Linked DNA regions of Mus musculus: region 1 is linked to region 2. The links are chromatin loops, found by intact Hi-C in ENCODE. Cell type or tissue: heart. All regions are shown on one strand. Each heading gives the region's core, and the rest is flanking DNA. Links, peaks and the distances in the headings are about the cores only. Region 1 has its middle 4.7 kb from the start of Med15. Region 2 holds the start of Ccdc74a (coiled-coil domain containing 74A).

Region 1 (5,374 bases), core at 266-5,265, 81 kb before region 2:
GGTAGGTTTTTCCTCTACATATCATGGATTAAAAATAGTAGACTGGGAGTTGGGGAGATAGATGGCTCAGCAGTTAAGAGCATTGGCTGCTCTTTCAGAAGTCCTGAGTTTAAGTCCCAGGAACCATGTCATGGCTCACAACCATCTATAAAGGCATCTGATGCCCTCTTCTGGTTTGTAGGTGTACATGCAGACAGAGCATGTATACATTAAAAAAAAAATTACTTGTGCTCTTCCAGAGGACCCTGGTTTGATTCCCAGCACCCACATGATGGCAAACAATCACCTGTAACTCTAGTTCTAGAAGACCTAACACTCTTTTCTATCATCTGCAGGTGTGTGTAGATATACACAGACTAAATATTCATACAAACAAACAAACAAACACCATTAAAAAAATACCAGGATACTAAAGAGATGGCTCAAAAAGTTAAGCATACATGTTAGTCACTCTTGCAGAGGTCCAGGGTCAGTTCACAACATCCACATGGTGGTTCACACACATAACCCTATACTCAGGGGTCCTACACCCTCTTTTGACTTTCTTGGGCATCAGGCATCGAGGCCACATAGGGGCTAGGATTGGAGTTACAGATGGTTGTGAGCTGCCTTGTTGGTACTGGGAATCAAACCTGGGTCCACTGGAAGGGTATACAGTGCTCTTAACGGCTGCGTGATCCCTACAGGTCCAGAACAGATATATAAATGAACTTTGTATTTGTTAAGACAATTTCCTAAGTAGTCAACTGGTAGACAATAGAAACTAAACACACACACACACACTCAAAGAAAGAAAAAAAAAGAAACTAAACACATACTCTGCTTTCAAAACAAAACATAAAGTCTTAAGTCAATTTCCTTTTGTAAATATTACTAAGAGCAGAGTACTGTTTTTGTTTGTTTATTTTGTTGTTGTTTTCCTGAACATTGTTCTTGTTTTGTTTTGTTTTGTTTTGTTTTGTTTTGTTTTGTTTTGTTGAGAAAGGGTTTCTCTGAGTAGCCCTGGCTGTCCTGGAACTCACTTTGTAGACCAGGCTGGCCTTGAACTCAGAAATCAGCCTGCCTCTGCCTCCCAAGTGCTGGGATTAAATTCGTGTGCCACCACTGCCAACCGGAACATTGTTCTTAAGAAGGTACTGCATATGGCATGCACAGGTCTAACCCAGATGGGGGCTCCTTGAATGAGAGGATGTAGACATATGTCCCATCCCTAACCAAGCAGCTATCTCTAGCTGACAACTGCTGCCAAAGGAAAAACATCTTTTTCAACAGTCTTGCTGGGCACACTAACCATACTTAAGGGCAGGACCTATGCCCAGCAGGAGACGTCCACCACAAAATGAGATTCTTTGTCTTGTAACTTTTCTTTTTAACTCTACAGGGATTTTGCTCATACAGTATGCTTTTACATTTACCTTCTTTTTTTTCTTGAGCTTTTTCTTTGACTAATTTTATCTGGTTTTTTTGTTTGGTTGTTTGTTTCGTTTTGTTTTGTTTGTTTGTTTGTCTCTTTGTTTTCAAAGGGAACAAAAATAGAAAGAGAAGGAAAGAGAGAGAGAGAGAGAGAGAGAGAGAGAGAGAGAGAGAAGATGCATTGGGTGGAGAGGATCTGGGAGGAGATGGGGGAGGAAAACCAGATTAGAATATATTGTGCTTAAAAATCGATTTTTCACTGGGCGTGGTGGTGCATGCCTTTAATCCCAGCACTTGGGAGGCAGAGGCAGGCGGATTTCTGAGTTCGAGGCCAACCTGGTCTACAGAGTGAGTTCCAGGACAGCCAGGGCTACACAGAGAAACCCTGTCTCGAGAAAGAAAGAAAGAAAGAAAGAAAGAAAGAAAGAAAGAAAGAAAGAAAGAAAGAAAGAAAGAAAGAAAGAAAGGAAAAAAGAAAGAAAGAAAGAAAGAAAGAAAGAAAGAAAGAAAGAAAGGAAAAAGAAGAAGAAACAAAAAAAATAGATTTTTAATTTTAAAAAGTAAAAAAAAAAAAAAAAAAAAAGGCTCAAAAAGGCCCTGTTGCTTTGAACACAGGAATAGCTACTGGTTTACATCAGTATCTTCATATCTTATCTTCACATCAATATTTCCTTGAACTGATGAATCCTATTTCATTAATTTACAAAACAGATTTTATGTTTGGGTGTGAGTTTCTGATTCTCTCCTTATTCTTGGTCTAAATCCATGATCAAGGTAGACAGAATTCTTCAAGTATGTTCAGATGATTCAATAGTAACAATTAAGCAGCATATTTAACTGAGGCAGGATAGGAAGATAGAGTCTGTTTGAAGCCTTTGCCAGTTGAAAAACAATTAGTTCCAGCACAGTTAGCAAGGACTTGGGGCCCTGCTCTCTCCTGTTGTGAACCTGCGGTTGTATAGGACTCTCACCAGAGACTCCATTTATCGGGAAAGGACATGTGCTGAACTTCTTGGCAGACACAACTGCCTGCTTTACTCTAGCAGAGAACAACTTCATACACCTCAGCTCCTGAGCCACCCTATAAATCCCATCTAACAAAAGAAAGAGAAAAGAAGGGGCTGGAGAGATGGCTCAGCGGTTAAAAGCACTGACTACTCTTCTAGATATCCTGAGTTCACTTCGCAGCAACCACATTGCAGCTCAAAACCATCTGTAATGTGATCCAATGCCCTCTTCTGGTGTGTCTGAAAACAGCTACAGTGTACTCATATAAATAATAATAAATCTTTTAAAAGAGAGAGAGAAAAAAGGAATAATACAGTATTCCTTGCAGTCTTTTAAGATGTAACTTCAGAGACATTAAAACGCTAAAATTTGTCTTAGATTTATCTTGGTTTCCCACCTACTTTGATGAAAATATCCTGACAAAAGCAATCTGAGGGAGGAGTTTGTGTTGGCTCACAGATGTTATAGTTGGCCATGTGAGGGAGCTGTGGTGAAGGACTGTGAGGTAGCTCCTCCCACTTCATCTGCAGTCAGGAAACAGAAAGCGATAAATGCACTAAGCCCAAGATTATAGCTCACAGAATTGTGCTACCCACAGTTAAGGTGGGCCTTCCCACCTCAACTCAACTGGCTTGATAGTCTCTCACAGGCACGCTAGAAGCTAGCCTAATCAACATGATTTCCTAAGAGCTGTGCCTGGAAGTGCCTCTCCTGGGTAATTCTTGATCCTGTCAAGATGACAGTCAAAATTCACCCTCACAATGCTCACTGCTAAGGCAATTCATTCTGACTCTTTCTTGAAAAGCCTATATCACACTTGGCTATGTCTTATTTTCTGAGATTTTCTCTTTGAGGAGTGCCCACCCGTGCACTGGAGTGTGGCTTACTTTCTTCTGAGTGCCTCTTTTTCTCCTGATTCTTGCACTCAAGAGGGTTTTTAGTCCATTTAGAGGGTAGAGGATGATTGTGCCCCCAGGTGGATAAGTAAACAGCACCATCTACGGTGAAGTAGACACTGATAAGTTACTCACTGCTGGGAACAGAAGAGTCCATTCTATAAATGCATCCCGGTGAAAGGAGACTGCAGGGGCACGTGGGAATATTAAAGTCACATTATACAAACCAACAAAAGGGTACACTTGAACTCTATAAAGGGGTGGACTTGTAGCACCATGACAGCATCCCAGGGCTACACACGGATTCGTCTCACTGGTAACCCATGTGTGCACCGGGGCAGGGTACTCCTGCTTGTTCCTGGAGCTTCTATTCAGTCTGTCCCCTTCTGTTGGTGTTGCTCCTCATACCACCTGCTTGATATGTGAAGCATATCAAGGTTGGTTTGTGAACTTATTCTCTGTTTGTTTTTTGTCTAGACTGGACTCTGTCTTCCAGCTCTCCATCCCCTGCTGTATGTGTAGCCCAGAAATCTTCGCTCCTCAACCCTGACACTCCTTAGACCTGGCTTCTTCCATTCTTTGAAGAGGCTGCTCAGAGTCTGGTATCTGATCAGTAAACTCCCTCTCACATTTCTTTAGCCCATGCCTGAAACATCCTGAACTCTGTTGTAGCTGAACTTATATTCATCTGCAACCACATACATATGTGTATGTATTTTATTGGGTACTGTGTGAAATGAGTACATTTTGGCCATTATGATTGGAACAAAAGAAGCTGCACTATGTGTGACTAGATGACCAGAGTAGGCAAAGTGTTGCCATTGAAACCACTGTACCTTTTGAACGTTTTATTATTATTATTAATTATTATTTTGTTTGTTTTGTTTTTTGAGATGGGACTTCTCTGTGTCACAGTCCTGGCTGCCCTGGAACTCACTTTGTAGACCAGGCTGGTCTCAAACTCACAGAGACCAGATTTTCTCTGCCTCCCAAGTGCTGAGATTAAAGGTGTGCACCACCAAGGTTGGTTTGTGAACTTATTCTTTGTTTGTTTTTTGTTTTATTGGCAACTTAGAGTGTAAAGTATTTTATTTTTAACCTTCTAAAGTTTGAAAACAATGTAGCCCAGTTTAGGTGAGTTACCAAGCTAAATGTGTTTGCCTGGAGCTTAGTTCTGCCTGACAAGGAATTCCTAATACCCTAGGTGGGTGCCTGTGTAGCTACAAGTGGCAAACAGCCTGGACTCTACTGGGAATGGTCCTTTCCCCATCCCTTTGGTAGGAGCTTAACAAACATTAGGCGTTTTTCTTGTCTTATACGGCTAATGTGGGTCTGAATGTCGCCTGGGAGGCATGCACCACGAACAAGAAGTCGTCTTCATTCTTCTCATATGCCTTGGAGATAGTCTTACACATACTCACCACGCTGTGCCAGGTCACCACGAGGAAGAAGGCTTGACTATCGTTGAGCTGTTACCGCCTTCTCTTTCTGGTCATGAGCTTACCCATGTTGACGTGGTTGGGTTGATTTTGTCATGGACCGGCAGCTGCCTTTTCTGTTTATAATGCACTATTGAAATCTTTATGGGTGCAAGACATCTTCCACTCTCTGTGTGAAGCTTCCACGCTGTGTGAAGGTCTCTGACTACATGGCTTGGGGAATCTAAGATTTGGATAAAGGGGGCTGGAGAGATGGCACAGCAGTTAAGAACACCTACTTTTCTTCCAAAAGTCCTGAGTTCAAATCTCAGCAACTGCATGGTGGCTCACAACCATCCATAGTGAGATCTGAGATGCCCTCTTCTGGTATGTCTGAAGACAGCTATAGTGTACTTATTTATAATAATAAATAAATCTTTGGGCCGGAGTGAGCAGGGCCCACCGGAGCAAACAGAGGTTCTAAATTCAATTCCCAGCAACCACATGAAGGCTCACATCCATCTGTACAGATACAGTGTACTCATATACATAATAAATAAATAAATAAATAAATAAATAATCTTTAAAGGAAAGAAAGAAAGGAAGGCAGGAAGAAAGGAAGGAAGAAAAAAAGGAAGG
Region 2 (5,309 bases), core at 310-5,309:
TCAAGATGGAAACAAGGTAGCCTGCTGATCCCAGGGTGGAAACCTACTAAGGGTAAGCTTGGGGCCCTTGGGGTGCGGGCCTGGTCCTCAGGTGCAAGCAGGCCTTACTTGGCCTGTCCCTGAGCCCCAGGGACTCTGTCCAGCTTGCTGCTGTGGGACAGGGCAGCACTGCTGAGTGACTGCTCTTCCAGGTCTGTCTTTTGGAGGGCTTCAGACTTCAGCTCTTGTTTCTTGAAGGAGCTGGGCTGGGGCCTGGTCTTGCCTTGAGAGTTGGCTGCAGGGCACACCAACAGGGCTATCACTAAAGGCCTTGGGAGCCAAAGGCCCATTCTCTAGGATCAACCAGTGTACCCAGGAAGCCCTGACCATGTATCAGTTCCCTCTGCTGTACTGAACACTCTGAGGAGGGCTGCAGAGAACAAAGCGTAGAGTGAAGCCTGTGGTGGTACCTGCTGCTTGTGTCAGAAAAGCCCCAGTGGGGGCTGCTGCCTTCCATCTGGGGTAGAACAAACTGTAGGTCCTGGCATCTGGGCTGCTGGTCAGCTGGGGCTGCTGCTAGTGAAGTTGTGTAGCCTCCCAGAGGAAGTGAGTGGGAGAAGAGGCTCTGTTTATTTTGTCCCTGAGATGTCATGGGGGGGGGGCTTGGTGGAGCACATACCCACCTCCCAGGAGAAAATAGGGGCTTGGAAAGTACTTGAGTTCCTTTGTTAACGGCTTGGCTACTCACTCACTACCCTACCTGGGTGGGCCTGCTACATCATCTGGCTACACTGACAGCCAGGCCTTGTCTTGCTTGTAGCGCGTCCCCTCAAGGACTCCTGGCCCAGTCTCCTTCTTGGTTGTTTCTGTACATAGGATATCAGGGCCACCCCCTTTGCGAAAGAGGGTTTTCAACTCTAGGCAACACCTCCCGCTGACTGCCCAGCCTGGGCCCTGGCTCACCGGACATCGTGGAATTGGAGGCGGACTTGCCAGAGTGAAGGCTCCATGTGGAGATGCTGCCTGTGGGAAGATGCAGGGCTCAGCCTGAGAACCCACTCCTGCCTGTTACCTGGCCCTCCATGTTCGAGCAGGGCTGTTTTCCATACAGGGAGTGTGGTAAGAAACCCCTCACTCAAGTGTAAGGAACCAGCGGTACAGGGCTGGGGAACCAGAGGCAGGCACCACAGCAACCATCAACCTACCAGGGGATGGGGCTGCCCAGGAGCTGTGCTCAGCAGAGGGAGGGAGGGTATGCAGCCACCTCATTGTCCCTACTGCACACACGTCATGCCTTTGGTGTTGAGAGCAAACAAGCAAGCTGTGGCTGGGGAAAGGGCCACCTGTCCAAGTGCCCAGAACTGGTCTCCTCTGGGTTAGCATGCAGGGCTCCCTGCTGCCAGATAGGCTTGAGTGATAACTCCCTGCAAGTCCTACCTTTTTTCTGAGGCTTCTCATTCATGATTAGCTTGTAGTGGAGATCTGAAAGCAAACAAATACTCCTTATCACACTTAAAATCTACAGCCACTGGGAGCACAAATGTGGCCTGCTCTTTGGGTCCCACCAGCTTTTTCCACCAACCCTTTACCTCAGGCATCTCAGACCAGAAATGCCTCTAGCTGATCCCTGTCATCCCCAACACCTGCAAGGTGCCCATCCACTAGGCCAGGCAGGGGCAGGGCTGCAGGGCTGCTGAAGTGAGACAGGATGGCTGGCTAGCCTTCCAGGAGCCCCTGGCAATGGTAAGGTAAGTGGGGTGTGGCATGGGGCTGGTCAGTCAGACATGGGGTGAGTCTCAAGCAGAGCCCTAATGTAATAAGATGCCCAGGTAAAGACAACACCAGAAAGAGGGAGAAACCCGAGGCACAGGGCATGGAGTGGGGGGAAGCAGAGGAACCCTAGCTGAGCTGTAGACAGTGAAAAGCAGTTATGTCACAGGGTGGCCTGAAGTTCTGAGTAGGCCAAGCCTTGGGGGTGGGGGTCGGGGGTGGGGTGGAGCAGCATCCTGGCAATCCCTGCCCAAAATCTGGATGTGCTTAGTTGGTGACCCATTTACTGGAATTTGCTGTGTGCTGTTTAACTTCGGCAACAGTTTTAAATAATGAGCCGGACTACACCCTGCCCTGCACAGAGTGCACAGGAGGGTCAGCGTTCATTTGGGCTGGTGGGCACAGGAGGACTGAGCCTATCGGCAGGCCCTACCGAAGAGAAGCCTCCCGCATCCTTCCCCGCACCCGGAGACTGTTAAGAGTTGATGGCCGTGACCTTCAGGTTGTAAATGCTGGGCCAGCACCCAGAGGCTCACCCTTATTCTCCCGCTTCAGGTGCTCGATCTCCTCGTGGAGTTTGACTAGCGTCTCCGAGTGCTGCTGCTGTAGGAACTGCAGGCTCTTTTCCAGGTCCAGGATCCGCTTCTGTGCTTCGCTGAACCCGAGCGGAGGCGGCTGCGTCCCCGCGTGCTGCAGGCCGGCGGGAGGGCGCGGGCGTAGGCGGGCCGCGCCCCGGGAGCCTGGGGCCGCGGAGCTGAGGGGCCGAGCCCCGGCCGCCAGCCCGGCCCCGCTCATGAAGGCGTCGCCGCCGCTCAGTACTGGCTGCTGGAGCCTGGCACTCGGTCGCCTTGGGAACCGGCGCGCCGGAGAGGGCGGGGCGCGCCGCGGGGCGGGGCCTGCGGCCGCGTTCCGCAAAAACCAAGGCGCCAGACTCTTGAACTGGTCCGGAACAGTAGTTCTTATGAGTGCTGTGTGCGGTGCGTGTGCCTGTGGAGACCAGCACTCGACGTCCGGTCTCATTCCCCACCTCATAGATTTTGAGAAGAGGTCTGTCTCGTCTTGTGACTAGCTGGGCTGGCCCGTGAACCCCAGGATCTTCCCATTTCCCCGGCTTCCAGCGCTTAAGATCCCGGGTGTGCGCCTTCCCTCCCCACTTCTCATGTGGGTGCTAGGGACCCGAATTTAGACCCGAATTTCTCCTGCTTGGGCAGAAACCACTATACCTTCTGAGCCATCACCCTAGCCCCGCTTGTACTTTTGAACCAGGGTCTCACTCTGTAGTGCAAACTAGCTTGGAATTCATTGTGTAAAACCGGGATTATAGATGTATGCCAAAGCACTGGCTTTTTTGTTTTTGTTTTTCGAGACAGGGTTTCTCTGTATAGCCCTGGCTGTCCTGGAACTCACTTTGTAGACCAGGTTGGCCTCGAACTCAGAAATCCGCCTGCCTCTGCCTCCCCAGTGCTGGGATTAAAGGCGTGCGCCACCACCGCCCGTCGCACTGGCTTTTAAAGTGGGTCTTAGTCTTTCATTTTAATAGCTCACATTTTTGGATACATAGTAATAGTTTCACAAATCTTCCAACACTCACTGAATCTTTGTGTATAAATAGAGCTGTCTGAACCAACACAAGAGAACCGGCCAGCCCACTTCTTTAATTCCAGCAAATGGGAGACAGAGGCAGGTGGATCTTCCAGAGTTCCGAAGTCTGCCATAGTGAGTTCCCGGAACAGTCAGAGCTACACAGTGAGAACCTGTCTTCAAGAAAACAAAAGTCCAGTGCTTGCCTTTACCTAGAGAACCCAGCCAGCAGGATCAAAAACAAGAAAGTCCTGGCTTTCTAGACTTTAGTTTTTTTTTTTTTTTCATTTATGCGTACCCGTATGAGTATATTCTGTGGGTGTGCATGTGTGAGCATTGAGCCCCGGAGCTGGAATTACAGGCAGCCTTGGGTGTCTGCTGGAAACCAAACTCAGGTTTTCTGGAAGAGCAGGAAGCTCTCTTTCTTAACTGCTGGCTCATCTCTTATCCACGTGAAAACTAGGCCACTTACTTTTTATGACATGGTAGATTTGTTTGTTTGAGACATAGTTTAGCTACATAGGCCAGGCTGACTTCAAACTCAGAGATCTGCCTCTGCCTCCTTTCTGAATCCTAAGATTAATGCCTGGTTTGGAAACTTAATTTCTAAGAGAAGGCTATGCAAAAGTCACCTCCCAATGGGTCAGTGTTTGACACTTGTCTACCATGTCCATGTCCCAGAGGTCCATCCTTTGCACAGCAAAAAGCCCGATCTACATAGAGTTCCAGGTCAGCAGAGCTACATAGTGAAATCCTGTCTTCAAAACAAACACACACAAATAATAAAAAGATCATTTCAAACTGATCCTTGAAGCTCATACCTATAATCCTAGCCTAGGATACAAAGTTTCATTACAGACTACACAGTGAGATCTTATCCTAAAAATAAACCAAAACAGGGAGATGGCTTAGTTGAGCATCCTATTTTATTTTTTGTTGCTGCGATAAACACCGTGATCAAAAGAAAAGCAAAGTGGGCATCAGAGGGTTTATTTTAGCTTATAGGTTAGAGTCTATCATGGACAGATGCCATGAAGGAACTCAAGGCAAGGCAGAAGCCTGAAGCAGAAACCAAGAGACTGCTTGGGGCTTTCTCCCCAGCTTACTTTCAGCTACCTTTCTTATACAGCCCAGACCTACCTGCCTAGGGATGGTACCACCCGAAGATAGCTACATCAATCAAGAAAAGGTCCCTTTCCCAGGTGAATCAAGTTGACAACTGAACGCTGACAACTGGTGACACCTGCTTTGAGGCCTAACCTAGTTCCATTCCTCAAACCTCTGACCTATGTCCATACATGGCACGCATGCATGCACTGCATCCCCCACACTCCAATAAGTCAGTCTAAAACATTAAACTCTGGGGGCACTTGAAGGAGTAAGACATGACCTGTGTGTGTGTGTGTGTGTAACTGTCAAGAGAAAAAAAATTTAAAAAAATATTCATCTCATAAATAAATACAGGCTAGGTAAAGAGTTGGCACAAGCCTTTGATTCCAACACTTGGTAAGTGTACGTGTATCTCTGAGTTCAAGGCCAGCCTGGGCTACACAAGAGTAACTATCTCTATCCCCCACACAAAAGATAAATATTGATAGGGTTGTTGGTAAGGGCTAGTCATTCAGCTCTGACCAGGGGAATTGGAAACAGTGGGACACTCAAAAGGCAACTTCCCTTCCCACCACAAGGAGGTTGTACTCCTGGGAAGATGCTGGCCTGGAGCTGGCTAGTATAGGTCAGCCCCATCTGCCCATGACTCTAAGATTCTGGAGGCTGAAGAGATGGCTCAGTAGTTGATTAAGAGCACTACAGAAGCCTGGAGTTTGGTCTCCAGCACCCACCCACTCCCTCTTCTTGGCCTCCTTAAATGCATACATATGATGAACAGACACAAGCAACATTCACTCACATAAAATAAAAATGACACTGTTTAACAAAAAGGAAGTTTCTGGAAGCCAATGTGGTATTTGTTCTGGATG

Evidence for each region. Peaks named below come from ENCODE experiments on the same cell type or tissue, not always from the same donor. Only the 100,000 strongest peaks of a DNase experiment are listed, where the experiment ranks them.
Region 1: it touches region 2 in a loop (9-fold over the local background); 9 of 42 quality-filtered maps call a loop at or near these places.

The regions. Positions count from the first base shown.
Region 1 is chr16:17,724,964-17,730,337 of GRCm38, reverse strand. It overlaps the pseudogene Gm6048. Among named protein-coding and RNA genes, the nearest start is that of Med15, 4.7 kb to the right of the region's middle. In heart, for the core only: CTCF peaks have their summits at 2,699 and 2,899; a DNase peak (open chromatin) is centred at 2,937; H3K4me3 peaks cover 292 bases.
Region 2 is chr16:17,643,760-17,649,068 of GRCm38, reverse strand. It overlaps Smpd4 (sphingomyelin phosphodiesterase 4), which reads right to left. Exons shown (of 19, transcript NM_001164610.1): 19 at 4,239-5,309. Ccdc74a (coiled-coil domain containing 74A) reads right to left here and starts at 2,599. Exons shown (of 8, transcript NM_001166164.1): 1 at 2,286-2,599; 2 at 1,417-1,461; 3 at 943-1,002; 4 at 109-274. The coding sequence starts at 2,544. In heart, for the core only: no CTCF peak of the experiment used is centred there; DNase peaks (open chromatin) are centred at 1,688 and 2,568; H3K4me3 peaks cover 1,565 bases; H3K27ac peaks cover 986 bases.